Linked DNA regions of Homo sapiens: all the other regions are linked to region 2. A link is a loop called in an ENCODE intact Hi-C map of the cell type or tissue named here. Cell type or tissue: MCF 10A. All regions are shown on one strand. Links, peaks and the distances in the headings refer to the core of each region. The heading gives the core; the rest is flanking DNA. Region 1 overlaps DNAH8 (dynein axonemal heavy chain 8). Region 2 has its middle 51 kb from the start of SAYSD1. Region 3 overlaps KCNK17 (potassium two pore domain channel subfamily K member 17). Region 4 overlaps DNAH8 (dynein axonemal heavy chain 8). Region 5 overlaps DNAH8 (dynein axonemal heavy chain 8).

Evidence for each region. Peaks named below come from ENCODE experiments on the same cell type or tissue, not always from the same donor. Only the 100,000 strongest peaks of a DNase experiment are listed, where the experiment ranks them.
Region 1: it touches region 2 in a loop (4-fold over the local background); 4 of 110 quality-filtered maps call a loop at or near these places.
Region 3: it touches region 2 in a loop (15-fold over the local background); 109 of 110 quality-filtered maps call a loop at or near these places.
Region 4: a loop joins it to region 2, with 5 times the contacts of the local background. A loop is called at or near these places in 18 of 110 quality-filtered maps.
Region 5: a loop joins it to region 2, with 8 times the contacts of the local background. A loop is called at or near these places in 28 of 110 quality-filtered maps.

What each region holds. Positions count from the first base shown.
Region 1 is chr6:39,026,773-39,032,946 of GRCh38, forward strand. DNAH8 (dynein axonemal heavy chain 8) reads left to right here. Exons shown (of 93, transcript NM_001206927.2): 93 at 3,333-4,020. The coding sequence ends at 3,620. Among named protein-coding and RNA genes, the nearest start is that of GLP1R, 19 kb to the right of the region's middle. In MCF 10A, for the core only: a CTCF peak has its summit at 2,843; no DNase peak of the experiment used is centred there.
Region 2 is chr6:39,162,919-39,169,375 of GRCh38, forward strand. No RefSeq gene overlaps it. Among named protein-coding and RNA genes, the nearest start is that of SAYSD1, 51 kb to the left of the region's middle. In MCF 10A, for the core only: a CTCF peak has its summit at 3,684 (motif pointing right); a DNase peak (open chromatin) is centred at 3,673.
Region 3 is chr6:39,300,667-39,307,123 of GRCh38, forward strand. KCNK17 (potassium two pore domain channel subfamily K member 17) reads right to left here. Exons shown (of 5, transcript NM_031460.4): 3 at 3,829-3,989; 4 at 3,291-3,465. Among named protein-coding and RNA genes, the nearest start is that of KCNK17, 11 kb to the right of the region's middle. RefSeq lists silencers at 1,119-1,218, 3,212-3,371 and an enhancer at 2,359-2,658. In MCF 10A, for the core only: CTCF peaks have their summits at 1,166 and 2,697 (motif pointing left); a DNase peak (open chromatin) is centred at 2,675.
Region 4 is chr6:38,971,299-38,976,298 of GRCh38, forward strand. It overlaps DNAH8 (dynein axonemal heavy chain 8), which reads left to right. Exons shown (of 93, transcript NM_001206927.2): 83 at 294-367; 84 at 2,363-2,515; 85 at 3,076-3,231. Among named protein-coding and RNA genes, the nearest start is that of DNAH8-AS1, 21 kb to the left of the region's middle. In MCF 10A, for the core only: a CTCF peak has its summit at 2,092; a DNase peak (open chromatin) is centred at 2,063.
Region 5 is chr6:38,869,942-38,874,941 of GRCh38, forward strand. It overlaps DNAH8 (dynein axonemal heavy chain 8), which reads left to right. Exons shown (of 93, transcript NM_001206927.2): 49 at 460-621; 50 at 2,595-2,841; 51 at 2,965-3,206; 52 at 3,295-3,435. Among named protein-coding and RNA genes, the nearest start is that of DNAH8-AS1, 81 kb to the right of the region's middle. In MCF 10A, for the core only: CTCF peaks have their summits at 2,214 and 2,416; a DNase peak (open chromatin) is centred at 2,240.

The sequences.
Region 1 (6,174 bases), core at 1-5,000, 140 kb before region 2:
TGCAGTGAGGGTTCCCTCCATCATAGCCAGAAGACATCAGTGCCAAAGCCTCCCCCATCTGCCAGAGTGGAAGATTAATGACAAGGTCTAATGAGCTCTTAGAACTCCGTAGACTACATTTCTACAAAATTACAAGTTACACTTGTGTTTGCTAAAAAGGCTTTTTGGCCAAGTGCGGTGGCTCATGCCTATAATCCTAGCACTTTGGGAGGCTGAGGCAGGAGGATTGCTTGAGCCCAGGAGTTCAAGACCAGCCTAGGCAACACTGGGAGACCCTGTCTCCACCATAAACAAACAAACAAACAAACAAAAACTAGCCAGTCGTGATGGCACACATCTGTAGTCCCAGCTATTTGGGAGGATGAGGTGGGAGGATTGCTTGAGCCCCGGAGGTTGAGGCTGCAATAAGCAGTGATCACACCACCAGACTCCAGCCTGGGTGACAGAGTGAGACCCTGTCTTAATAAATAAATAAATAAATAAGGCTTTTCTACACATCTCCAGCTACTGCTGTGGGCTACTCACAGATTCTACTGTAGGCAGCAGAGCAGTGCTGAGGGCAGCAGAGATGAAGGGGACTAGCAGGTTGGAGCCAGGGGCCAGTTCCAGGGGTGTCCCCTTTGAGTGGAAAGGAACATGGCTGGGGGGAAGAGCCCCCACTTCCTGGACACTGATCTGCTCAATGAATGTGGGAAAATTCTTTAACTTTTTTGAGTCTTCACATCTTCATCTGCAAAATGAGCATGATAATTCAACCTTATTAAAGGAGTTGTGGCCAGGCACGGTGGCTCACGCCTGTAATCCCAGCACTTTGGGAGGCCAAGGCGGGAGGATCACTTGAGGTCAGGAGTGTGAGACCAGCCTGGCCAATATGGTGAAACCCGTCTCTACTAAAAATACAAAACTTAGCCTGGGGTGGTGGCAGGCTGTAATGTCCCAGCTACTTGGGAGGCTGAGGTGGGAAGATTGCTTGAATACAGGAGGCGGAGGTTGCGGTGAACTGAGATCCCGCCACTGCACTCCAGCCTGGGTGACAGAGCGAGACTCTGTCTCAAATAAATAAATAAATAAAATTTTAAAAAAGGTAGTTGTGAAGATTTAAATGTGATCATTTAGGTGTGGTGCTGGACCCCATGTAGACTCTCAGTAAATCAGTCTCCCTTTCCCTTTCTCTGATTTTCATTCCCTCATTTGTCAAGTAAGGGGGCTGGACCAGATGATTTCCAAGTTCTAGCCAAGTTCCCTGCCACCTTATAACGAGGGCCACGTTTCCTTCAGTTTCCAGTATTATCTTCCACATTCCTGTCTGAGGCCTCACCAGAAGCACCTTAACCTCCAGGTTCCCACCAACAATCTCTTTTAGGCAGTTTCAAAATTCCTCCAGCCTCTCCCCATTATGCAATTCCAGAATACCTTCCACATCTGTAGGCATTTGTTACCACAGCATCCTGCTTCCTGGAATCAAAATCTGTGTTCCTTTCCAAAGGCTGTCATAACAAAGTATCATTACCTTGGGTGGCTAAAAACAACAGAGATCTATTCTCTCATTGCTTAGGAGGCCAGAAGTCAAATCAGGGTAGGGTTGGTTTCTACTGGAGGCCCCAAGGGAAAATCTTGTTCTAAGCTTCTCTCTTCGCCTCTGGTGGTTACTGACAATCTTTGGCTTTCCTTCATCATTACAATCTCTGCCTCCATTCTCACATTCATCTGTATAAGTATATATATCTCTGTGTCCTCTCCTCTTCTTATAAAGTTACCAGTCACATTGGATTTAGGACCTACCTTAATTCAGTATGTCCTTATCTAAACAATGTGTGCAAAGTCCCTATTTCCAAATAATTACATTCTAAGGTTCTGGGTGGACATGAAGTTTTGGGTGACACTATTCTATCTACCACACCTTCTCACTGACTTTTTAAAGTTCTGAGGCTGAAAGCACCCTGGAGAGGGATACAATTTACCATATGATGGCTTTTAAGTGGTCCCATTATTCATGTAGTTGATTGTCACCCACTGAGTTAATGATGGTAACCATATGTCCTGATTTTCTGGGACTGCCCATGGTTTTACTGTCAAATCATGTGCCTCCGTTTTTGGTTCAAAAAACACAGTCCTCACACGGTGAGCCCCCACAGGGGGATTCCAGAAACACTTTGCAATGAATCTTACTGTCTTTCGTTCTAATCAGCATTTACTTCCCTGATCCGATCCTCACTGGAGATGGAAAAACGGTCACCATCCTCTACATTTACCTATTTGGTGAGCTGGCATGATTGTTGGAGCCTCCCCTGTGATTCTCCTTCAGCCTTTCTTTTTTTAGTGAATATACTGCCTACAGGATCCAGTTTAAACTCTTCAGCTTAGCACCCAGATCCTTCCACAGTCAACCCCTGACTTCTTTTACAACCATCGAGCCCTCTGATAAAGGAAATACTGGGGCTTTTCCGGCTCGCCCTGCCTTTCTTTGTAGTGTTACTTCTGCCTGTGATGCCTACGCTCTCTCCTCTGTCTTTCCAAACACAGCCCCCTGCTGCAAGCCCATCAAGGCCCATCAAGGCCATCCCCTCTACAGAGGCTCCTGAGCACTCCAGCCACAGGGACCTTGCCTCAGAATTCACCGCCCTCACCCCCAGAACAGTTCACCGGGCACCACCAGTAACAAGTGTGTGCTGCTATTCAATTCTTATCTTTAAAAAATTTTTCTGCACCTATGCATCTTATCTCCCTGATTTAATGATGAGGAACCCCAGGGTAGGGCCTATTGTATGAGAGAGACACTGGGGAGGGTGGCCAGATGCTGCCCTGGCCATGATTCCCCTGGCTCTACCATGCCTGGCCTCTGGGGGCGCTCTGACTCTCCCGCTAGCTGGGCCTGGCTGTGGAAACCTCACTTCATCCTGTGACTGAGATGAAGTTGAGACACAGGTTGGTTGGCCGGGGGCAGGCTGAGATCCCACCTGACAGCAGCTCTAGATCCTGTTCCATGCTCCCACCTTCCACCAACTCAAACCAGACCTCTCAGAGACTTTCACCTCCCTATAGAGGTGATCTGGTGCTACCGGCTAAGCCTGTTGCTCAGGGAGGCCACCCCACACTTAAATAACTAATAACAAACACGAACATCTCTACAGCACTCATAGCCTCAACACAGGCTGCAGGAGAAAACTGGGCTCAGTATTTCACGAATGCAATGTACCCGGTGGTGCTTTCTCCCTTTGGTAGTGTTTTAAGACTGGTGTGTGTTTTATTTCCAAACTGACAGCCTTTATGACTAATTTTGCAGCACCTAGTTTAAAAAATAAATCCTATTACCTTATGCTTGACTCTTCCAGGAAGGTGTGTATATTTATGGGCTCTACATGGATGGAGCAGCCTGGGACAGACGGAATGGGAAGCTCATGGAATCCACCCCCAAGGTACTCTTCACGCAGTTACCCGTGCTCCACATCTTTGCCATTAACTCCACGGCACCCAAGGACCCCAAGCTGTATGTGTGTCCTATTTACAAGAAACCCAGGCGAACTGATTTGACCTTCATCACTGTGGTATATTTACGAACAGTGTTGTCCCCGGATCACTGGATCCTGAGAGGAGTGGCCCTTTTGTGTGACATCAAGTAAGTTCATTTCCATCTGCTCAGGGCACCAGAACCCACATAGACAGCCTGTGCTATTGAGGGACTCAGTGATGTGTGTGTCTTTTCTCCCCAGTAATTCCTTAATTACTCTTTCTACATTAAAAAGTTGATGTTCTAAAATTGCTAGTGCGTGTGTGTTTTCCTCACATATCAATATTCAAAAAGATAACTCTAAATGAATGTTTTTTATTCTGGGAAATCATATTTCACTATAATTACTTTTTAAAGATAAAACCCTGTTTGGATGTTAGAACACTTTGGAAGCTCTGAATTTTAAAAATTTGAAAGTGTTGATATGTGACATCCTAAAAAGAGCCTAGTAGTTGTAAACTTTTCCCTCAAGTAGGTACCAATTTCCCTTGAATAAAATCTAGCCATGTCTATGTCTGTGCTAACGTGTTATCTTTTGTTCTTTTGAGTTTGGTGTTCTGAACTCTGTGCTTCTGAAATGGAAACTGAAGAGACCCAGCCAGTACTCCTCAGTAGTACAGCTGTTCAGTATGAAGTGTTTAAGACAGAAAATCCTCTGGGATGGCCGTTCCTGTGATTTATTTTAATTTTATTTTATGTTGTTTTATTTTAATTTTTACTGCTTTTGAGGCCCAGAGAACTTAGACTCTCCAGCTTTCCCTCCCAACTCCAATTCTGCAGGAGATAATGAAACACATTTCTAGGCAGCAAATGGAGAAGGGAAAAACAAACCCTATCAAATGAAATTAGGTTACATGCTGAATGTCTTAAAAAGCAAAGTCTTTAAAAAGTGAAGCTATTTCTTATTCTGTAGCTAGTCTAAAACTCAGTTTGAACCTTGATTTCCTGCTAAAGGAAACTGTCAATTTAACAAAACAGATGGGGTCCTATACTGAATGCTCATGCGGCTTCAGGACAGTGAAGAAGTGTCTCTACCAGTCTTCTCATCTAGAATCCTTGTGCCTGCCCACAGCTAAATGCATGAGCTTCATTCCTTCATCTATTCTGAAGGAGGGAATGTTTCAAGTTGCCTTGTTTCCCTCTCATCCTTCTGCCACCTTGATCAGAGATGCTGATGACAAACAAAACCAGGCAACCAAGCAATAGCCCAGGTAAGGTTTACAGAAAAGACCCCAGAGAAAACTCTGCCACAGTCTAGTGTACTTTCAAACAGTAGAAAACACATTATGAAATGCAAATTGTAGCAGTGGCCTCTGGTATTTTCCTGATATTGATTCAATGTCAAAACCATAGAACTTTAAAAAAATAAAGGCAGTTTTAAAAATAAAGTAGCCAACCCCTGGCTCAAGTGTTTTAGCACTTTCCTTGGCCGATACATACACTAAAGTAAGGATGGCATTCTTGAGAAAGAATATCCTCCTGAACTGAGGCTAGAATTTGGAAGCACCTGTCAGTCTGGGTGGACACAGAGAAAGTTAAACACCATGACATTATAGCAAACCAAGCTGCATGTTCCAAAATCAAACACACATGTTTTATTGATAGCCCTGTCCAGCTGCTAAAACAATTGAAGGCAAATGGAAAGTCGAAACCCCTGGATATCACGATAGGTTTTCCAAGAATAATAATTATGTTCAGTTTCCTCTAATGACTTGAATGTCTCGTGGAAAACTGGGAATAGAGGTGAAGAAGGTGTAAATCTGGCAAAGATCATTGATCAGACCAGTTAAAGTCACACATGTGCCATTTCCTGGGCACTCTCTGCTGTTGCTGGTTACTTTGGACTATGTCAACACAGAAGAGAGAGAGAGATGGGCATTAAGGTCCGGCAAGGATGGGCACCAGGCACCTGGGCAGGGCCTCAAAATGGTCTTCTTTCTGGTCAGTGCTTCTCAGCTGTCCCTAGTTCTGCCAGGGTCCAGTTCTGCTTTCTTTCTCTAGGCCCAGTAAATGGTTTCCTTGGACATTTTAATTGACATTAATTGAACTTCCATAAGCACATAACCATTTTCTCTGCAAAATTGTTGCTCTTTCACTAATTACATAATTTGCCCCACTTGAGTGAGGGAGACCTGGTGTGCACAAAGGAGCAAAGGATAGAGGACGAAATGATTAAGCCAATGAAGCTGAGAGAGAAGGAAAGTAATTGTTCTTCTTCCTTGGAATCAATCCACATCTTCTTATTTTGCTCTTGGCAAAATGAGCAATGAGATTTATACCTTCCTTGATTCAAAATGTTCCTTTAGTTTGGACTTTGCATAAAAATAAGACCAAAAGAAACGTGCAGAGAGATACATCATCCTAAAGGGATTGGTCTTGTGGGTGATGTTGCATGAATGAGCCACCATCTCTGCCACCAGAGACCTCAGATGAATAGGGGACTCACCGTAACTGGAGGCGCAAGGTGACTCAGGGCCATGGGTGAAGTTCAAAGGAATGGTGAAGGAAACTCAGGATTGAGGATGAACTTGAAGATAAGGTAGCATTTCAATTGGGTCTTGAACTTTTCATAGATATTACCAACACAGTAGATGGGTATGTTCAAAGGAAAGGAGCAGCATGAGAGAGAGAACAGTCTAAAGGTGGGAAACCTCATGGAACATCCA
Region 2 (6,457 bases), core at 809-5,808:
AAATAATAAAATCAGCCAGGCATGGTGGCTTATGCTTGTAATCCCGGCACTTTGGGAGGCTGAGGCAGGCAGATTACTTGAGGTCAGGAGTGAGAGACCAACTTGGCCAACATGGTGAAACCCCGTCTCTACTAAAAATACAAAAATTAGCCAGGTGTGGTGGCACACGCCTGTAATCCCAGCTATTCGAGAGGCTGAGTCAGGAGAATTGCTTGAACCCAGGAGGCTAAGGTTGCAGTGAGCTGAGATCATGCCACTGCACTGCAGCCTGGGAGATAGAGCAAGATTCTGTCTCAAAATAATAATAATAATAATAATAATAATAAAATAATAAATAATAGAAGTAGCAATAAAAAAGGACAAACTGCAGATGCATGTAACAACTTGGATGGATCTCAAAGGCATTATGCTGAGTCTCAAAAGATTACATACTGTGTGATTCCATTCATATGGCCTTCTGAAAAAGGTGGTAGGGACATGCACTAGGCTAAGTAATGCCCCAAAATGTATTACTGGAGTCTGTGAATGTTAACACATCTGGCAAAAAAGAATTTTGCAGGTGTGATTAAGTATCTGGAGATGGGTCTCTTAATCACAAGTGTCCTTATAAGACGGAGGCAGGAGATTTGACACAGAAGAATTGGTGATAGGAAGAGGGAACTGAGAGAGAGACTTGGAGATGCTAGCCATGGAGATTAGGCTAGTGTGCCCACAAGTCAAGGAATGCTGGCAGCCACCAGAAGCTGGAAGGGGCAAGGAATGGATTCTCCCCTAGAAATTTCAGTGTTGGAAATGTGGCCCTACCGACACCTTGATTGTGGCCCCATGATGTTGAAGTTGTACTTTGGGACTCCAGAACTTTGAGAGAATAAATCTCAGTTTTCGAAGCCACTAAATTTGTGGTAATTTGTTACCTCAGCCACAGGAAATGAATACAGGACAGAAAACAGATCAGTGGTTTCCAGGGCTTGGCACTCCCCAGGGTGCTGCCATGGTTCTGTAGCCTATTTGTAGTGGTGGTTACAAGAATCTAGGCATATGTCAAAATTCATAAAAATTAAACACCAAAAAACTGAATACTACTGTATTTAAAATTTTTAAAAATCAATCAATCAATCATTCAGGCCAAGTGCGGTGGCTCATGCCGGTAATCCCAGCACTTTGGGAGGCCGAGGTGGGCAGATCACTTGCGGTGAGAAGTTCGAGACCAGCCTGACCAATATAGTAAAACCCGTCTTTACTAAAAATACAAAAATTATCTAGGTGTAGTGGCAGGCGCCTGTAGTCTCAGCTACTCAAGAGGCTGAGGCAGGAGAATTGCTTGAACCCAGGAGGCAGAGGTTGCCATGAGCCGAGATCACACCACTGCACTCCAGCCTGGGTGACAGAGCATGACTCCATCTCAAAGAAAAAAAAATCAATCAATCAATAAAAACTTAAAATTAAAAAATCTATATACTGGGGTCTCAAAAGAAGAAGTGGTCCCAGCCTCCTCCAAGCTCTGAGAGGCCCTGGAAGAATGCTGAGGGGAAGCCAGGTCTCCAGCCCGTGTGACTCCAGGGCCATTACAGGAAGTGGAGAAAGGGATTGGTGTGAGGTGTGTGTGTGTGGAGGGGAGGAATCATCAAGCTGTCCTAGACACAGTGAACTTGAGGAGACCTAAGGCTTTCCAGGTGGTGATGTGGAAGGCAGTTGGAAACCATGTCTCTGGGAGAGGCAGAACAGTGTGTAGGAGACACGCGAGTGCACTGATTATGAGCATAGATTTTCACATAACGCAACGTATATGAGCTATGTGGCTTTGGCAAGTTACTTAGCCTCTCTGAACCTCAGTTTCATCTTCTTTAAAATGGGACAATCCTCAAGCAAGGATTCCATGAGGGAACGGCAGTAAACACTTAACCTTGTGCCTGCCACGTGATAGAGCAGGAAACATGAGCTGGGACAATTATTGTCAGGACAGTGATTGACCTCGAAGTGACTTAGAATTGGATTTGGGATCATTGCAGAGATTCAAGATGGATGCCACAGGAGTGGTGAGGGCCTGCAGAAGAGACTGAAGACTAGAGGGTGGAGGCAGAGCTGGAGATGAGGGGCTGCTCTGGAGGCAGGAGCACAGCCAGGTAGCTGAAAGAGGATGCAATGGTGTGTATTCGTTTGCTAGGGCAAACTAATATGTTTGCTGCCATAACACAGTACCACAAACTAGGTAGTTGAGAACAACAGAAATCTATCTCACAGTTCTGGAGGTCAGAAGTCTGAGATCAAGGTCCGTGGAGTTGGTTCTTTCCGGGGGCTCTGAGGGAGAAATCTGTCCTGTGCCTCTTCCAGTAGCTTCTAGGTGGTTCTGGGGTGCTGCTATAACAAATACTTAAAAATGCAGAGGTAGATTTGGAATTGGATAATGGGTGGAGGCTGAAAGCATTGGAAGGCGCATGACAGAAAAAGCCTAGATTACCCTCAAAGAGATTGTTGCTAGAAATATGAATATCTCTCTCTCTCTTTTTTTTTTAACCTTTGTGGAAACAGTCTCACTCTTGCCCAGGCTGGAGTGCAGTGGTGCGATCCGGCTCACTGCCACCTTCACTTCCTGGGTTCAAATGATTCTGGTGCCTCAGCCTCCCAAGTAGCTGGATTACAGGCACCCACTACCATGCCTGGCTAATTTTTCTTTTTCTTTTTCTTTTTTTTTTTTAGTAGAGATGAAGTTTCGCCATGTTGGCCAGGCTGGTCTCAAACTCCTGGCCTTGAGTGATCAGCCCATCTTGGCCTCCCAAAGTGCTGAGATTACAGATGTGAGCCATGGTGCCTGGCAGCAATATGAATGTTAAAGGTGCTTCCAGTGAGGTCTCAGACAGAAATGAAGAGCACGTTGAAAACTAGAGGAAAGGCGATCCTTGTTATATTACCTCAGAGCTGGGGGAGAATAAACCTGGTGGTCTCTGTGCATCAATTGTCCAGCAGACCTGAGGGCTCTAATGTCTGGCTATAGTATTGCACCATGGGGCCAGCATGAGGCTCAACAGAGGAGGACAGGAGGGACATGGTCCCAGCTCCTGGTGGGGAATTGCTGGGATCTGGGGAGCTTTGCAGACAAGATGAATTTCTTAAAGGCAAAGGGTGATGAATCCTGAGGGCCTGTCTCTGGGGTCCCTCAACTGCAAATTCCTTCTTCCCACTCTCCTCTTCACCTTTGTCTCCCACAAACTCCCCAGCGCTGCTTTCTCCTGGCAGAAGCCTTCCAGCCTCACCCCTCTCTGCCCAGGGCTTTTTGCAAAAGGTGTCTCACAAGCCCTCGCAACAGCTCCTGAGGCCTGTGGGATGGGAACTGTGAGTCTCATTTTATAAACAAGAACATGGAGGCTCAGAGAGGTTATCAGACTTATCCAAGTCACACAGCATGTTGAGGACAGCAGTATTCACGCCCTGGTCTCTATACTCCCAGGCCGGAGCTGGACACACCGCACCACGTGGCTTTGGTTTCTGATGGTTCTTGCTTTGGGAGCCTTGGCCTGAAGGAGAAAGGGAAGCCAGAGGCAGATTCCCTGAGTTATCTGGTTCTGATCCCAGCCAGAGAGCATCTGGCTTTGGGGGAGGTCTTCGTCCTCCAGGCACTTAGAGCATCCCCACTGCAGGGACAGGACGCTTCGGCTTTGCTGGCGGCATGACCACAAGGGGGCAGTGGCGCTGCATGTGACGATCTACGGGCGGGAGGGACTCGAGGTCTCCAGAGACGGGCAGGTGGCTCTGCTTCCCTGCGACACCCTCAGAGCCCCCAGCTGCCAGCATCCTGCCCAGACACCTCTCCTCCAATGAGCGCTCATCAGCCTTCAGAATACATAACTTTGACTCTCAATGGTCTCTTCTGGGTTTCCCTTAGCTGGGGCGGGGCTTGCTGCTGGAGAAGCCTCCATCTCCCACCACAAACTCCCACATTCAGCCCCGACTCGAAATTACTGGAGTCCCCTTCACTCCATGCTTCCTCCTCCTTCTCTCCCCTTCCTCGGGAGCTTAGAATTTGAAGAGGACAGCTCCTCCAGGTGTTCTCAAAGTGGGTTCCACAGAGCCTGTGAGATCCCTAAGGGAACCCCCTAGGAACGTGTGGGGAGCAAGGTGGGCTGGACAGGGACTTGGAACTGTTGGAAGAAGAGTCCAAAAGTCCATGCCCACACAACCGGCTGAGACTCTGTCACCCGTCCCACAGTCATTAACCAAGCACCTGCTATGGGCTGGGCATCTAGACACTCGGGAGACAACAGAGAGCAAAACAAAGATCCCAGCCTTTGAGAGACTTAAATGCCATGGGGAGTTCTGTTTGTTCTGCATCAAAGCAAAAATGATAAGAGAGATAATTTACAAACCCAGCACACATCACCTAATTGTATGGCTGCTGGGCCCAGGCAGCACCCTCCTTGTGATCTTTCTTTTCTTCTTATTCCTGGTCCTTCTCTTCCATCTTTCCTGGCTCCTGGACACCTCCTTCAAGGCAAGAGCTCATGACAGGCAAGAAGGGACCCACACAGGGCAAGGGATGAGTGGGGAGAGAGCTTGCCACATGGGGAAGGGCAGGAAGAGGGGATGCCAGAGGCCCCGCGGTAAAGCCCCTCGGCCCATCACTCAGCCCATGAATCTGGTGTGCTGGAGCCTGAGGAGTCAAGAAGAAGGACTGCTTGGCAGGGACGGCCTTAGTCCAGAGACCTCACACTCCAACCCTCTCTGCCCCACAGCAGCGGGAAGGGAAGAGTGAGGGAATGGGATGGAGGGGCAGCACTCAGTGGGCAGAGTCTGGGCAGACCTTGGGGAGTCCCAGAGTCATGTCTGTTAAGAAGATCCAAGCCAGACCTCCCTGAACTCCAGCCCAGAAACAGACTGCTGTTCCCTGAGTGTTTCTACAGAAGCTGCCGAAACTCAGGGAAAGTGAACTCATCCCACACGTGTGGGAGACACATATGCAGAGTACAAAACAGTCCTCAGGGGACCAGCTTCTCAGGGAGCCCCAGTCTGATGGAGACACAGCCCCGTCCTCAGGGAGCCCCAGTCTGAGGGGAGACACAGCTGCATCCTCAGGGAGCACCAGTCTGAGGGAGACACAGCCTCGTTCTCAGGGAGCCCCAGTCTGAGGGGAGACAGAGCCCCGAGCTCAGGGAGCCCCAGTCTGAGGGGAGACACAGCCCAGTCCTCAGGTAGCCCCAGTCTGAGGGGAGAAGCAGCCGCAGTCTGGAGTGGAGAGAGACTCCACCTCTAGCGTCTTGGATGGGCTATTCCTGTCCCTCCCTGCCGCTGTCTTTCTGCCTCTCTATTCCTTTTTCTCTCTCATGTAAGTGCATTCACACAAACACATCTACACACACACAACCATATGCAGACATTCAGAAAGAAGTCTTAAAAGCACTCAAGACTACATCTCAATATCTGCGAAGAGCATAGCTCAAACTCCAAGCACAAGACCAAACCCACCTCTCTGACTGTGTCGTGAGTCAGGAAAGTCCTTGAGGTTGAGCTGCCAAGAGTGAGGTCCAAGCCTCACTGGAACTCACGGGCTTTGAATCCTGTTGCACCCTCTGAGGGTTTGAGAGTGAGAGCCCTCACCTGCTGACCTATCCTCATCTGCATGGTAACTTTCTAGCTCTGATACTGGGTCAGACTGCAGAGGAAGCAGATCCTGAGGACTAGGAGCACTTAAAGTGACTGAGAACATCGAGGGATGGGGTGATGTGGGATAGTGAGGCTGACCACCCAGCTGTCCAAGCTCCCTATGGGAGGCCAGGCCAAGAAGTAAAGAATACCCCCGCCCTCGTACCTCCCTCACACACATGCTTGTCTTAACTCCCAGAGCCCTGGGCGCCAACAGGAGTTAGCACCCTCCAAGGTTCTGTCCCATGGTTCTTGTTTGGGCCTCTGTGCAGGGGGGGGTCAAGGGCCTGGGCAGGAGGGACCCTAAATGGGTTCTGGTCCAATAATATTTGGAAACTACCCTTTTTGTCACTTGCATGACCCTAGTCACTTTCTGTTGCAAGAAAAGGGACACCCCAATTCATTCATAAACATCATGGAAAGCAGAAGAATTAACACTGTTCAAATGAGAGGTGGAAGAAAGGAAGAATTCATGAGTGATCTAGGGACGTAGAGAAGCTCCGAAATCAACTTTTCTAGCACTCTTTAAACTCAAGACTGATTCCCTTCCTTGCAGTCTGGTCCAGAGGCAGAGGGATGAAACACTGACATCTCTAACTCCTAAGGCTCAAAGTGGCAAGATCACCTATCCCTCAGGGACAGTCACGCTGCCAGTGATGTGGAGCTCACTCTCTCTAAGCTCCCCTGGCTTTGCTAGACGGCCCTGTGTGGTGGGATTTGGAATGTGAGGCTGCTGGGACCCCTGTCCTCCACCTGGTCACAGGTGACTCTAGCAAAGAAGAAGGTGGCGTGCTGAGCCATGCGTTCCATTTTACAATGAGCC
Region 3 (6,457 bases), core at 809-5,808, 140 kb after region 2:
ATCCTCAAGGCCCTCTGCCCGCTTCTGCAGCACACCTCTCCCCTCTGACTGCCTGGTCATTCTGGTCTTTTTCCCGTTTCCCCATCTATCATTCTTTCTGCCTCTGGGCTTTTGTACTTATGGCCTCTCGGCTCCAAATGCTCTTCATTTTCCATTTTTCTTGGCCTGGTTACCTTCCCTCATCCTGCAGACCTCAGTTCAGACATCACTCCCTACAGACCACGTTGGGTTCCTCTGTTACACGTGCTGCTTTCATGGCCTATGTGTGTCTGCTGGGAAAGTTACTTCCTCATCTGTAAAATGGAGACAGTAAGAGTCCTCCTCCTATGACTGTTGGGAGGATCACATGGGCTGATGCAGCTCAAGTGCTCAGAATGGTGCCTGGTACATAACAGGTGCCCAAGATCTATAGGTGGTTGCTTGTTTCACTCACCATCGGACACCCCCAACGAAGTTGGTGCTGGGTAAGTATAGCTGAGGGAGGGGACTGATGGGAGCTGCTGTGAGTCTTAGATAAATCTTGCCAAGGATTTGCCCTATCATTTAGTACCCTCCCTGGAGGTCTGTGCTGCCTCCCTCATCAGATTGGAATCATTCAAAGGGTAGAGCTCTCCCCTCCTATTCCTTCGTCATCCTTTTCTGTCTTTGCTCCCTGTACCATGCCTCTGTCTACTCCTCATCCTGTCCTGCTGGCCCCAAGACAGCCTCTCTCTCCAGGTCCCCCAAGGCTGGGCCCCTCTCTAGGACCCCCACATGGGGATGAGGCTGCCACCTGGGAGCTGACCTGTGCTGCCTGGCAGGAGCTGGGATTGGATTAGGCTGATTGGGTTATGGGGCTATGATTCCGCTGATGGTCCTAAATGAGATCAGGCACTGAGCCGGCTCTCTGGCCCTGCCACCCGCCAGCTTGGCTTGCTCCTGGTGACAGAGGGGAGGAGGCGCTCTTCTCCGTTTTTATTTCATTTTTTTAAGCTGAAATCATAAGTGGCAGGAGACCTGGCAGCTGGCAAGGCGCTCAACTGAGCTGCAAATGCAATTGGGAGGCGCCAGGCTATGGGGCTGGGGAGGAGTAGCCGGATGGGACCTGGGGGCGGCTCTGGCCACAGCCTTCAGGCAGAGGAGTGGCTGTGAAGACAGCGCCTCTTGTGGCTGCTGATGCAGGGATGTGAACACCCAGTAGCCAACTGGTGGACCTCAGTATCCCCATCCAAGAAAGGGGTTGTCCCTGTTACTGGAGGACAAGGAGACCTGAGAGGTTTGAGGAATAGGCATGGAAGACTCTGAAACATGGGTGGTGTGAAGGGCCCAGGCTTGGGAGTTTATCCTAGATTTGCCCTGACTTACTTGCTCTATGACCTTATGCAACTCCCTTCCCTCCTCCAGGCCTCAGTGTCTCCATCTGTATAAGGAAGATCCCCTGCAGGTGAAGCAGTTGGGGCTCTTATTGTGGTGACCTGCTACGAGGCACTGCCATGACTGCAGAGGGGCCCAGGAGGTAGCAAGTCTCCATAGATGTGGTGAAGGGAGAAGCTCTGCCAACTGCAGTGGCCGCTGGGCAGGAGTGTTCTTGCCCATCCTTGCCCCAGGCCTGGGCAGTCCCTCTGGGCTTAAAGTTTGGACTAGATCTCCTCAGTCAGATTGTATTGGTAGGAGGGGGGTTACAGAATTTGGACTAGATCTCCTCAGTCAGATTGTATTGGTAGGAGGGGGGTTACAGATTTTGGACTTTATCCTAAAACTATGGGAAAACAATGAAGTTCTTCAGAGGAGCTGGGCAGGTGACATCATAGCCTTTGTAATTTTTAAAGGTCATAAGAGCCAACAGGGGACAAGGAGAGAAGCTGCACAAGTCCCTGGGTGCCATCCTTATTATGCTCTGTGTAAGTAGCAAAACTATAGGATTGTGCAGTGCCCAACCTGTGCAGCTATATGCAACAACCCTGCCTGAACTAGGGAAATGGCAGTGGAAATAGAGAAGAAATGACAGATCTAAGAATCATACTCTGAGCTGCGAGGGTGCAGGTATGGCCCTTGGAGCTACTGGGCTCAGCTGTCCTGGGACATATCTCTCTACTCTGAGGGTAAAGGTGGGAACATGACCCAGTTGGAAGAAATCTTCCCAAGAATTTCCTTCCAGAGCAACAGACCTCCCAGGATGAGGGAGATCCAGAAGGGGGCAGTGTGAGGCCCCAACACCTGACCCCTCTTCCTGGGGACCTTGCAAACAGAGGCTAGAAGGCACTGAGGGGCTCTAGGGATTGCCTCATTTTATAGGCAGGAACACTGAGGCCCAGAGAGGAGACATTTTAGGTGGCCTGGAAACAGTATGAATTTTGGAGTCAAATAGATCAGGATTCACATCTTACTAGCTGTGCAGTCTCAGGCAGATGGCTCAGCCTCTCTGAGCTTCAGCTTCCTCCTCAGTAAAATGGGGGTGACAATTGTTGCTGTAGGTTGCCTGAGGAGTTAGCTGAAACTAACTTCATTCTTCCAGGCTGGGTTCTGTCGCTGAAGAAGTGAAGAAGGGCAAGGCCTCCTCCCCACATTAGGGTCTGGGATCAGAGGGAGTGCATGAAGCCGCTTGAGGCTGGCGCGGTAGTGGTGCCAGCGGCACCTTCAGGGACAGGAAGGGGCGGTGATGAGGCTGAGCTGGGGCGCAGCCACTCCGCCACGGCACAGAATGTCCCTCCACTGCCACCTGCTGGGCATCGGACTCAGCCTGATTATGCAAGGCTGGTGGCTTCTAGGGCCCTTGTCTTGCCTAGGTTGGGTTGTGCCACTGATTAAACCCACCCTGGGTCCACTGACCATGAGGCCCTTTCTTGCTGGCACTCAGAATCTGCCTGCCAACTGTTTTCCCACAGGGCTCTGGGGAGGCTGGGGTTCCAGGAGTCTCCCGGACCCTACTGTCTGATCCCCGGGTACTGTGATCTCCAGCCCCAGAGAAGTGGGACAGATTGGCCTTCCATAGGGAGAGAGTGAAGTGGGGAAGGGAGACCCTGGGGCAAGCATGGACCCCGGAGGGAGGCGGGGACTCCCGTCATGTGGAGAGCTCTAAGCACAATAGGTGGGCCCGCGGACGTGTTGGACCTCTCCGCGTTGGTCAAGAAGGGCCAGAGTGACCTCAGACCCGTCACACAACAAAAGCGGGTAGGACAGTGTCTCCGGATTTTGGGCCCAAAAGCCCCCACATGGCGTGCACACAGCAGGTGCGCCAGCTGCGGGAGCAGATGAGTGAGAGGTATAGGCAGCCGAATGTCCCCGCCAGCCCAACCGCCAGGAACTCTCACCAATCACGTAGTCGCCGAAGCCCACGGTGCTGAGGGTGATGAAGGCGAAGTAGAAGCCCTCTGTGTAGCTCCAGCCCTCCATGTGGGAGAAGAGCAGCGGTGGCAGCAGCAGGAAGAGCAGGAGGCCCGAGAGGAGGGCGCCAGAGCCCGCCAGCCACCGCGCCTTGTCAGGATCCTGTGGGTGCAACATTGTCCCCAGGCCTCCTGAGGCCTTCACCCCATGCGTGGGAGCCGAGGGAGCTGGAGGCAGGCCAGAGCTGTCCCCAGTAAGAAGGGGGCTCTTCACCTGGTCTGTGTTCTCCAGGTTCCCTGCCTGGAGCCTGTGCCTCATGTCCTTCCTGTCTGCCCAGTCCCACCCCATCTCCACCATTAATGCCCTTTTTCACTAAGGACCCTATTCTGAGCAGTGACCCCCAATCCCAACACAACCTCACCAGTAACACTTGCTCCCACCTCTTGTCATTAGTAACCCCAATTCCCACCACAGCCCCTCATTCTAGAAGTGACCCATCCCCACCCCGTCCAGCAGCCCCCTCACCTGCCAGGTGCCCCCCAGCCTGCTGGCCCAGTGGTTTACTCCCTGCTGCATGAGATGCCCCAGTCGGTTGAGCACCACGAGGTTGAGTGGGATCCCCACAAGGGCAAAGAAGATGCAGAAGAGGCGGGCAGCCATCGTGTTGGGGCTCAGGTTGCCATAGCCTGAGGTGAGAGGGGGCACTCAGGGGACATTTCCAGCCCAGCCCTGTCCACTCACCACCACAGCCCCACTCCTGGGCCCAACCCCCAGGGCCCTCATTCTAACCCACTGTAGATGTGGGCAGCTGATACTTACCAAGGCCCTCCTTTTCTGTGCTGGGCACTGTGCAGGGCACCCTGTACATTCATTCCCTCAGTTCACCCTCGAAACCACCCTTCCAAATCAGAATTATGTGCCATATTTTACAGGCTGGAGAAGCTCTAGGAGGCTAAGCTGCATGCATGAGCTCAAACCCACCAAATGTGAGTCTCCTCTTCCTCTCTTCATGTCCTCCCTCTCTGGATGGGCAGATGGATGCTGGAGGGGGCAGAGCCTCCAGCTGTTGCACTCTTAGGATCTACTGCACCATTCAGGCTGAGGCCATGCTGTCTCCACACTGCTCCCAGCCATGCTTGGGCACAGTGGGGCACTGAAGCTGGCCATCCCTGCCCAGTGTGGCACTCCTCTTTCAACCTTTGCTCTGGGATCCCCATGGCCTGGCCCAGACTTTCTGACAGCTGCAATGCAGAGAGCAGCTCTTCCCACACCAGTCTCCTTCCTTCCCTCTCTCCTTTCATAGGTATCAGGCCTGCTTGCAGTCTGAGGCTTTTGACATTAATTCCTGCTCCTTCTCTTTTATCCTTCAAAGGCTCCCCTCAATATATCTCTTGCGCATCTAATTCTGTCTTGATATCTGATTCCTGGAGGACCCAAACTAGCACAACGGGGCTCCCTCATAAAGCTCAGTGGGAGGGAGGGACAGACAGTAAGTCATCAGCTGCCTAGGGGAGGAGGTAGAAGTTGGGGGGGTGGTCTCTGATCCTCAAGATAGGGAGAGGGGAAGCTAGGGGAGGAAAAGATGTTCATAAAAGATTCTATCCATCTGGACATTCTTTTCTCCTCCAGCTCTGCCTCCACCCTTCTTGATCACCACCACTGTCTTGTCTTATTAAAATGCAAAACTGATTAGATCATCATTGAGGTTATAACCCTTCTTCAGTCTCCTGTCTGCTGGGGAAAGTCCAAGCTCTTGCCCAGCCTTTCTCTGAGACTCGTCTGGTGCCCCCGCTTCCCCAGCTCTAGCCACATTGCTGGCCTGCAGAACTCTCCAGGTCCACTCGTGCCTCTGCACCTTTGACCACAATGCTTCCTCTATGAAGAGAGTCTCTCCTCTTTACCCACATAAATATAAATGACCCTTCCAGTCCTCGACTCTCCAGTGCAGCTGCTCCTCATCCAGGGCCCCCTCCAGCACTCTCCCTTGCACTGTGTGAGAAAGATTTGTTTCCATGTCTGCCTCTTCCAAGTATATCAAGTATATGCTCTGAGCCCCTCAAGAGCAGGGACTGGGTCTTTTTTTTTTTTTTTTGAGACGTAGTTTCGCTCTCTTGCCCAGGCTGGAGTGCACTGGCACAATCTTGGCTCACTGCAAACTCCGCCTCCTGGGTTCAAGCTATTCTCCTGCCTCAGCCTCCCGAGTAGCTGGGATTACAGGCATGTGCCACCACGCCCAGCTAATTTTTGTATTTTTAGTAGAGACGGGGTTTTGCCATGTTGGCCAGGCTGGTCTCGAGCTCCTGACCTCAGGCGATCTGCCCGCCTTGGCCTACCAAAGTGCTGGGATTACAGGCGTGAGCCACCGCACCCGGCCTGGGACTGGTTCTTAATCACCATATTCTCAGCAACTGGCAAAGGATCTGACCCTTAATAGGTGCTCTTCACTACATATGTGTTGAATGCATAAAGAATGAGTGAATGAATGAATGAGGAAATACAAAAGTGAATGTGTAAGTAAATGAACAAATGCCTCTCATTTTGCCTCCTAGCACTGCCTAACATTCTTGCTTGCCCAGATGGGGTCACTGTGCCCACACACCCTAAACTCGTCTGTACTATATTGAAACCAATGTTTACATCCACCCCCACCTTACTGAGGGGTCCCAAGAGAGGTCAAACTATGTACAAGTACAGAGCATGTGCTTTGGAGTCTGCTGCACCTCCTAGGTTTGGATCCCAGCTCAGCTCCTTGCAGGCTGTGGGACCTTGGGCAAGTGGCTCGATCTTTCTTTCTTTGTTTTTTTTTTTTTTTTTGTGACAGAGTCTTGCTCTGTGGCCAGGCTGGAGTGCAGTGGCGCGATCTCGGCTCATTGCAACCTCTGACTCCCTGGTTTCAGCGATTATCCTGCCTCAGCCTCCCGAGTAGCTGGGATTACAGACACATGCCACCACACCCAGCTAATTTTGCATTTTTAGTAAAGATGGGGTTTCACCATGTTGGCCAGGATGGTCTCAATCTCCTGACCTTGTGATCTGCCTGCCTTGGCCTCCCAAAGTGCTGGGATTACAGGTGTGAGCCACCGTGCCCAGCTTGCTTGCTTCCTTCCTTCCTTCCTTCTGTCCTTCCTCTCTCTCTCTTTCTTTTGGCTTGACC
Region 4 (5,000 bases), core at 1-5,000, 190 kb before region 2:
GTTCCTCATTGTCTCCAAAGAATCTCAAACTCTCTAAAAGCCCACCATACGTGCCTTTTTCTCTCCCTTCCTGACCCCCAACCCACGCTTTTCCGGGTGGTGCCTCCAGGTCTCTGCTCCATGCATTTCTCTGATCCACACAACCAAAGGCCAGGCCTGTTTGAACAGCAAAGATTTTTTTTTTTTTTTAGAAACAATAGAAGGAGGCTATAATCATTCAGAAATTAATTTTTCATTCTAATCCTGCTGTAAGAGTTGTGTTTCATCATAGTGAACTTTCTCCTATGTTACAGAATGTAGAACTATCTCAATGGGGCAAGGACAAGAAGTACATGCTCGAAAGCTGATTCAGATGTCAATGCAGCAGGTATGTGACAAGAGACTGCTCCTGCTGCAACATTATTGCTAGAAACCCCACAATCATGGATGTTACCACATTCTTCTCGTGATGCTCAATCCTGGTTTTTCCATTTTTGTTTATCATTACCTGTGAATTTTAAACCTCAGTCTAGTTTCCTCCTGATATTCGCATGGAAAGCTTATTCCATTTTCTATAGTATATGCTCCATTTTACCTTCACCAATTTTTTGTTCGTTTTATGATTTGGGAGACACACCTTCTGATTTCTAAGAATGCATCTCTAGCAGTCTTGGAATTTCATGATCAATATGAATAGGTAGTACTTAAGGAGTGACAGATTGAGACAGTTAAATTTCCATTTTCAGTTAAAGGCAGACTTTCATTTTTCATTAACGGATCATTTCAGGCAAAGAAGGAATATTTAAGGATGCTATGTTTAAATACTGATAATGGTTTTCACTAATAATTGCAAGCTGAATGGAGTGTTGAGAGAGATTTCCCATCACACCTAATAAATACACAGGACATTAATTTTCTAGAAATGCTCTGTAGATAGCCATTTCAGCTGTAATAAGAAATTATACCATTTATAAAAATAAAATAAGATATTGGTTTATTTTTAAGCTTTTGATCTCAGAATGTCTGTACAAACTTTGGTGCAGCTTTTCCCTGGGAATTAATGACTAGAGAGGGTTAATGGGCTAAAACTCTGTTGGGTCATCAACTTTTCCAGCTAGTCATTAATTCTCAAATGCCCTAAGCCTCAATCTTTATCACTTAATTAAATTCAATAATTTATTTAATTTATACATGTATATCTCAAAGCAATTATACATAATTATTTTTACTCGGATCAAATGTTTCACTCTATTGAGTGATTTGACAGTTTAACTTTGGGCCTTAAATAATTTCTTTAGTTTCTGTGGGTGCAAAACTTTAATTTAAATACGGTGTTCATGTTAACTGTCTTTGGAATACTAGCCTTTATAACTTCCATGGTCTGTTTGTCAAAGTGGGGTAAGTATTGATTATATGGCATAATCAGAAAAGAAAACCAGACATGAGCAGGTGCAGCCATGTTGCCGCCTTGAGGGACACCATGTTTAGCATAAAGCTGGCATTGTGGAACACAGAGTGGGGAACCAGAAAGTAAGTGGGTCCATGATGACACAAACTAATCCTGAATGCTGTTTTCCTCTGAAACCCCAGTTGTATAGACGGCACATCCCCTTTACTAGTTAAGCCGGTGTGAGTTGTATTTTCGCTTACAGTTGAGACATGGTATATATGCCTTGCCATATATTTATCATGCTCACTATTTTGTAGTTTTATGTAGTTCAAGATAGCTGATTCCTGTATAAAGGTATTAAAATGTCTAGTAAAGAAACTATGTTCTCACAGGGCAGTGATGGTTTTGTGACATATTGTTTAAGGTAGTTTGTTTAATCAAGTATTTATTTAGAAAGTGCTTAATAAGTTATGTGGTTTCAGGAAAGTGTGGAGAGTGATGATAAAGAATAAAGCTTAGCATTATGGTAGTAAATGTCACCAAACGTATTGTCTCCAGCTTTCATGAGATCATGTGTATCTTTCTTTGTAACTATGAATAACTGTGAACCAGTCTTCTGGGTTTTGGGGGTGAGTCAGTTCTGATTTACCTTAGGCAGGACAACTTGTTACTGATTCCAAAATACCCGTTCCCACCATTAGATGGTGCACACACTGTACTTACACAAGTCTGCCTTCAAGTTTTAATTTCTGTTCCTTTCTGAACCAGGGGTGGCAGAATACAATCATTTTGAACCCACTTGATTCTAAGTAATTAGCTTGTACCAATTACTTGTACCATAGCAGGAGAAATGATTGTATTGACATATAATTTTTAAAAATGTGTTCAAAACAGAGTATTCACATGGTTTTTAAAAAAAGTGCACATTTTGTTTTATTAAAATCATAGCAAAAAGGTTACAAGAAATAAATATGAACTTATTTTTGGATACAGGGTGGTTGGGTATTACTACAAAATTGCCACCTTGGCCTGGAATTCATGGAAGAATTACTAGAGACGCTAATTACCACTGAAGCCAGTGATGATTCTTTCCGAGTATGGATAACTACGGAGCCCCATGATCGATTTCCAATTACATTGCTTCAGGTTTGTTACTAAACGTCTTTTCATCGAGAGTCATAGTAATAAAGATGACATCATTGACATTGTTGAAAGATGGGAACACAACAGGGCTTTTTGGTCCTGTAGGGTCTGGACTGCAAGATCTTATACTATAATACTATAATCATCAAAATCTTGACATCAAGGTTAGACTGTAGTAAATATTTCCATAGAAGAGCTCTAAGACTTAGTACTAATTTATTGAGTTTCAGCTCTGATCAATGTACTTAGTTTATACAATGCTGAACTTTGCCCCCACTTTATGTACCATAAGCATATTGTTTTCTGATATACAGGTTGAGCATCCTAAATCTGAAAATCGAAACCCGAAATGCTCCAAAATCTGAAACATTCTCAATGCCAATAGAATGCTCAAAGGCAATGCTCATATAACAATTTAATGCTAATATTCCAAAATCTGAAATTCAAAACACTTCCAGTCCCAAGCATTTCAGATAAAGGATATTCAGCCTAATATTGTAATTTCTATTTTATTCTTTATAGTAATTTATAGAAACAAAAGCACTGTTTTCTTTTCATGACAGACCTCTCTCAAATTCACTAATGAGCCACCCCAAGGTGTACGCGCAGGTTTGAAAAGAACATTTGCTGGAATTAATCAAGACCTTCTGGACATCAGTAATTTACCCATGTGGAAGCCGATGCTTTACACAGTAGCATTTTTACACTCCACTGTGCAGGTAACTGCAGAAAGCAGTTTTCACATTTAGGAGATGGCCAGTGGTGTGCTGAGGCCCCATTGGAGAGGCTTCCAGGAGGGTGCTATCCGTTGCCGCTCTGTCTCCTTACTCTCTTTTCCTTCATAGCACTTTCCCCACCTGGTATAGTGTATATTTGTTTATGTATTTTGTGTGTGCCCCCTGCCCCAACCCCCAACCCTGACTATTGGAATGTAAGATTCTCCAGGGTGAAGACTGTCTTTTCGTAACTGCTGACTCTCCTACTGTCACAACAGCACGCAGGGGATTGTCAGAGCTCAATAAATATTTGTAGAATGAGCTAATGGATTATAAAGATAGGAGCTTGGTTTTGAAAGTGCCTGTGCTGGCCAAGAATTTTATGTGCACCATCTCCTGTAATACTAACAACCACATTTCAAGATAGGATTATCACCATCCCAAAGATGTTAAGTACTCTTCAAATGTGGTTGCTAGGATTGGCTGAACTAGGATTGGCTGGCTCTGATTTATGTATTGTTTTGACTCTATTTATTACCTGATAGTAAAAGTGGTGGTGATGTTGGAGGAGGAGGAGGAACAGCAGCTCCCTGTCTTTCTCAAGTCATTTGCTGTTTGCTTTTACAGTCTTAGTACTGACGCAGTAATTTAATAATTTTATGATTACCAAGCAACTTGTCTGTTACGATTTTTTAAATTATTGTTAGTGTTTTGTTCTGCATCTGAATTTTATATTTTGTTCTGTAATTCAAAAGCTATACATTTTCAATGCACTGGATCCATTCCTTGATTTCACAGAGAATTGAAGAGATTCCTTTAAGCCCTACCTGGAGTTCTTTCTTTCCTGGGGTTGGGGTGAAGGACAAAATAAATCAGTTGGTCTATCCCAGGAGTCAGGCTTTTAGCTGTGTACAGTGATGGGCAGAACTTCACATTACCTCTCCCTGCCCTGTCCAAAGATGGAGGGGAACTTAATGCTCATCCCAGAAAATACTGTGTGTATTTACCCCTAATTCATTATCCCTACCACTTTACTAGGTTCCTGGCTGCCCAGGAGAGGGATGTGGTGTTTGTCTGCCTCCCAACACTGAGAAAGTTAAAATCAGATTAAATGCTTTGCTGGTGGTTATCTTTACTAAGTTCCATTGTGGCCTTTGGATTGTCAATTACAGCTTTCAAGTCACAGAAGCCTATTTCATACATTCTTATCTGGGAATTGTTCGCTTTGCTAGACCTTATCACATCCTAATACAAATATTGCTTTAACTCTGCTATTTCATTCCCAATTCACAAATAATATTTTATGATTGTGTTCCCAGTAGTGATGATTCAACTCTTCCACTGTGCTTATCATGGAGAGCTGGTTGGGGGTATTTGCCATATGGTTAATGTGGCAACCTGTGTTTTTAGTGGCCATTATCCAAGTGCTAAAGGGAAGAAGAGCAACAGGACCATGGTCCAGCCATGGGGCTAAAGTGCCCTTGCACTTAACACCACATGTGTTTGGGTTAAAACGGAGGAAAAATATTTTCACTGCTAGGGCGGTGAAGTTACCAGTGGAGTGTCCAGGAATAAAAGGCTGAATATCTCTTAAAATCAAATAATAGAGGGCTAGAAATAACACTTCACTAAGAGTCAGGAGGCCTGGACTTTCGTGCTTGCTGTGAAATCAGTTAGCTGAAAGCAGTTAGTTGATCAAGTTATGTCTCTCTCAGGGCTTCTGTTTCCCCATCTGTGCAGTTAGAGGCAGAAGTAGGTGATCTTTCAAGGTT
Region 5 (5,000 bases), core at 1-5,000, 290 kb before region 2:
AAGAGGTTTGATGAACTCACAGTTCCACATGGCTGGGGAGGCCTCACAATCATGCTGGGAGGTGAATGAGGAGCAAAGTCACGTCTTTACATGGCGGCAGGCAAGAGAGCATGTGCAAGGGAACTCCCGTTTACAAAACCATCAGATCTTGTGAGACTTATTCACTATCATAAGAACAGCAGGGAAAGACTTGCCCCCATGATACAATTACCTCTCACTGGGTCCCTCCCACGACACGTGGGAGTTATGGGAGCTACGATTCCAGATGAGATTTGGGTAGGGACACAGCCAAACCATATCAGTGATATTCTGGAGAAAGTACTAGAGAATACAAGCCTGATTAGGAGAGTAATAAATGGTTCTCTGGGGATGAAGTGATAAGTACTATGCACATCCCAGCTAGCTGATAAATGTTTGTTGACTGAATGAGTAAATTTATTTTAAACTATGCCACCTTAGGTTGATGAAGATGAACCCCTGTTCCTCAGCTTAATCAATGACCTGTTCCCAGGACTGCAACTGGATAGTAATACTTATGCAGAACTGCAAAACGCAGTAGCCCATCAGGTTCAGATAGAGGGTTTGATTAACCATCCACCCTGGAACCTGAAACTCGTGCAGGTAAAGACATTTTAATCTATTATTAGTATAATGATAAGTATGTGTTAAACATTCCTGTCTGAATAGAAAAACTCATAGTTAGTCTTACTTGATGTAAATGTTAAATGAAAACATCATATATACATCATTGCAAAAAGAATACTTGGAAGGATGTGGTGGTCCTAGGAAGATAGTATGGATTTACCCTGCCTCACAGTAATCAAGCAGTAATTTACTGCAGTTTTTACTTATACCTGGTGACAATGTTGGGCGGAAATAGTAGGTTATAAAAACTCTAGGGGAACGGAACAACGCAGATGTCTTCTTGTGCCAATCTGATAGTACTGGCTGCAGCTGGGTGCCTCAGTGGAGTGCAGAGCCTGAGGAATCTGGGAGTGCTATTTTGCTCCTGCTTTGTGTGTGGACATGTTATATCCTTCACCTACACTAAAACCTGAATCTTTTGACTGCATATGTTGGTGTCTTTCTGTTCATCACATTTCATCCTTGTGACAACCATCTAACCACTTGATTGGATTACCAGTAGAATCAAGAACTTGTAGCAGAGACACAGGATTAAATCTCTATGAGCTTGATGCTTTGGGAATATTTTCCAGAGCTTTTGGAAAATTAAGGAGCTGAAATTGTGGACATTGTTGAAAACTGCATTTGAAATATTAATATAACGATTCTTATTTTAACTTACTGTTCTTGCCAGATTATAAGATGTGCAAGTATCTGAGATACATCCAAATCTTACAAAGAAATATGTGCATGGGGGAAAAGTCTTTTTCATCATTCATGTACTGGAAACCATTTTAAGAGTTTAAAAAATTTCTGGGAAAACATGATTTTATATATGATATGCATACAGTATACTGAGTTTTAAAATTCTTGCCATCTCAATGGGTGGCGACTAGAATTTTGGGTTCTTTGTTGATGTCAATAACATTGCTCTTGAACATGTCAGGAACAGTGCCTCTGTTGCTTTTAAACTATAGTTTACAATGGTAATACATTTCTGTCCAAAATGTTAGGAGAATAACTCACTCTCCCTCTGATCAGCTGTCAGACCTTTGACTTCTTAATTTTTTTAATGAGAAAACTGCAGACGGGATGTTATAGCAGCGGCTGTCCATGATCCTAGCATGTCTCCTCGAATCTCTTGTACCATTTCCACGTGCCCCTGCCCAGCTTCTGTGTGTTTTCGCTTCTAATAGCAAAAGGAGGCCTGGAGCCATTTTGTTGGCAGGCACAAAGAGTAGGTGCTGCACGGGAGTTTATTTCCCATCCACCCCCAAACAAACGTCTCTAAGAGTTGATGGAGTAGGAAAGTCAAGCTTGCCTGGTTCCAGGTGGAGCAATCTTTGAGGTGTAAGTTACACTCCAGTCTCCCGAGGGATCAGGCTCAAGTCTGTCCTCTACAGGGCTTTGTCCTCAATCACACCTTGCTTGGCTTCTTCCCATTCCTGTCCTGCTTTCCTCTTCTCTTACTGGTTTCTCCTGGGAGCACTACCTGAATAAATCACTTGCACAGGAATCCTCATTCATGATGTACTTCTGGGGAATTAGAAGGCCCCTTTGAAACGGATCTTCACTGTGATGCTCTGCGTTGCTGCTTTCCACCACTAAGGGGCGATATCATCACATTGGATGCCGAGAAAGTTTGCGCATGGAACAACTGCTGGTTATAGACCAACAAGCCAAAATCACAGGGAATCATCACGCAAGAAGCAAAAACTAGATGCTGAGTTAATTATTTCCAAAATGTAATTCAAGCTCCACATTGTTATTACTTTAGCACATATCGTTTTATAACGTGGTGCTCATTTGCTATGCACATCTAGTAAAACAACATTTTTTACAACTTAAAAATAGTGAACTAGTTACGTTAATGAAGAGCTTATTAAAGCCTTTAATCTTCAAGTAGCTACTATGAATGTCAGCAAGAGACTCATAAATTACATATTTTAATTTACTGGTTAATTGTGTAGTTATATGAGACGTCTTTGGTACGGCATGGCTTGATGACTCTTGGGCCCAGTGGTTCTGGAAAGACAACCGTTATCACGATTCTAATGAAGGCGCAAACAGAATGCGGAAGGCCTCATAGAGAAATGCGAATGAATCCAAAAGCCATTACTGCACCTCAGATGTTTGGCAGACTGGACACTGCTACCAATGACTGGACAGATGGGATTTTTTCTACTCTGTGGAGAAAAACATTAAAAGCTAAAAAAGGTATACACAAACCTCCTTTGTGATCATTTTTTCCCTGCTAGCGTATTAACACAGTATTTTTTTGATTTTTCCATTTTAATTACTTGCAAGTGAAAAGTGATTTTCTGTTTTAATTATTTTCAGGTGAAAACATTTTCCTCATTTTAGATGGTCCTGTGGATGCCATCTGGATTGAGAACTTAAATTCCGTTTTGGATGACAATAAAACTCTGACGTTAGCTAATGGAGATCGCATTCCCATGGCCCCTAGTTGTAAGCTTCTGTTTGAAGTCCACAATATCGAGAACGCCTCTCCTGCCACGGTTTCTAGGATGGGCATGGTCTATATCAGCAGCTCTGCTCTCAGCTGGAGGCCAATCTTACAGGTGGGGCAGAGAGATGGGAAGAAGAACCCTCAGAGTCTCTCCACGTTTCACTTTCTCAATAAACACAGATTCTGTTTCTTTGTTGCAGGCATGGTTGAAGAAACGCACTGCACAGGAAGCTGCTGTATTCCTGACACTGTATGAGAAAGTCTTTGAAGATACATACACATATATGAAGCTAAATCTCAATCCCAAAATGCAGCTCTTGGAGTGCAACTATATTGTGCAAGTAAGATTTTTTTTTGTACATTTACTACTTCGATTTTGATTTTTTTTTCACTCAGTTGCAGTTTACAGCCATCTGAAATAGAAAGTTCAGACAGTCCATAAAAATCATTTGATGATGTGGCTGTAAAAGCTCTGATAATTTTGATTTCTATTAAAGATCTTCTTAATGATCTTACTGTTTTCTCTATTATTTTCACTTCCCAGAGGGATGTTGTCAGAGGAAGGGGAATGAACTATCTTTCCCATTGTCAGGTTTAGTGACCTGTCCCATAAAGTGTGTATAATAATGACAGTCAATAAAATATAGTAATTAATTAAATTTTAAAATAAATAAAAAATAACACATACACCTACACACACACACACACACACACACACACACACACACACACACCCCTGCACTCCAGCTGGGGCGACAGAGTGAGACCCTGTCTCAAAATAAATAAATAAGTAAATAAAAATAAATAAAGTTGGTAGCTTCGTGGGAAAGAACAGAAAGGGGCCTGTTGCAATCAAGAAAACTTGGGAGGCAATTTTGGCTTTGGAAATTTAGCATATAACAGGTAAGGAAAATCTTTAAATAAAAATTATCTGACAAGTAGTTGTAGCATTGTTTTTTCCCTTTCTTCCTTCCTTTCCTCTTTCTTTCCCTTTTTCTTTTCTTTTCTTTCTTTCTTTCTTTCTTTCTTTCTTTTTCTTTCTTTCTTTCTTTCTTTCTTTCTCTTTCTCCTTCCTTCCTTCCTCCTTCTCTCTTTCTTTCTTTCTCTTTCTCCTTCCTTCCTTCCTCCTTCTCTCTTTCTTTCTTTCTCTCTCTCTTTCTTTCTCTCTTTCTTTCTTTCTCTCTCGCTCTCTCTTTCTCCCCTCCCTCCCCTTCCCTTCCCTTCCCTTCCCTCCCCTTCCCTCCCCTCCCCTCCCCTCCCCTCCCCTCCCCTCCCCTTCCCTTCCCTTCCCTCCCTCTCTCTCTCTTCTTTTCTTTTCCTTTCTTTTCTTTCCTTTTCTTTCTTTTCTTTCAACAAGGTCTTGCCTGTTGCCCAGGCTGGAGTGTAGTGGTGCAATCAATCATAACTCACTGCAACCTTGAAGTCCTGGGCTCGAGCTGTCCTCCTGCCTTAGCCTTTGAAGTTGTTGGGGCTACAGGCACACACCACCATGCCCAGCTAATTTTTAGATTTTTTATAGAGACAGGGTCTCTGTATGTTGCCCAGGCTGGTCTAGGCTCCTGGACTCAAGCAGTCCTCCTGCCTCAGCCTCCTAAAGTGCTAGGATTGCAGGCATGAGCCACCATGCCCAGCCAGCATTCTTTATTTCCTACTCGGTTTTCCTTATTAGTCTTTGAGTTAAAACAGAATTAATCATAGATCTTCAAGGGCTCTCCTAATTCTGATCTATAGGTGATCTCTCCTTACACATTCTAGAGCTTCAATTCTCAGTTAAGAGAGTCAGTCATTTGTGGGTAGGTTAGAAACAATATATAAGGCCGAAATCAGTGAATTATTTAGTAATTACTTTAAAATGGATCATAGAAGACAATATTTTATTTTGAAGTAATTTTGTTTTGAAAGACCG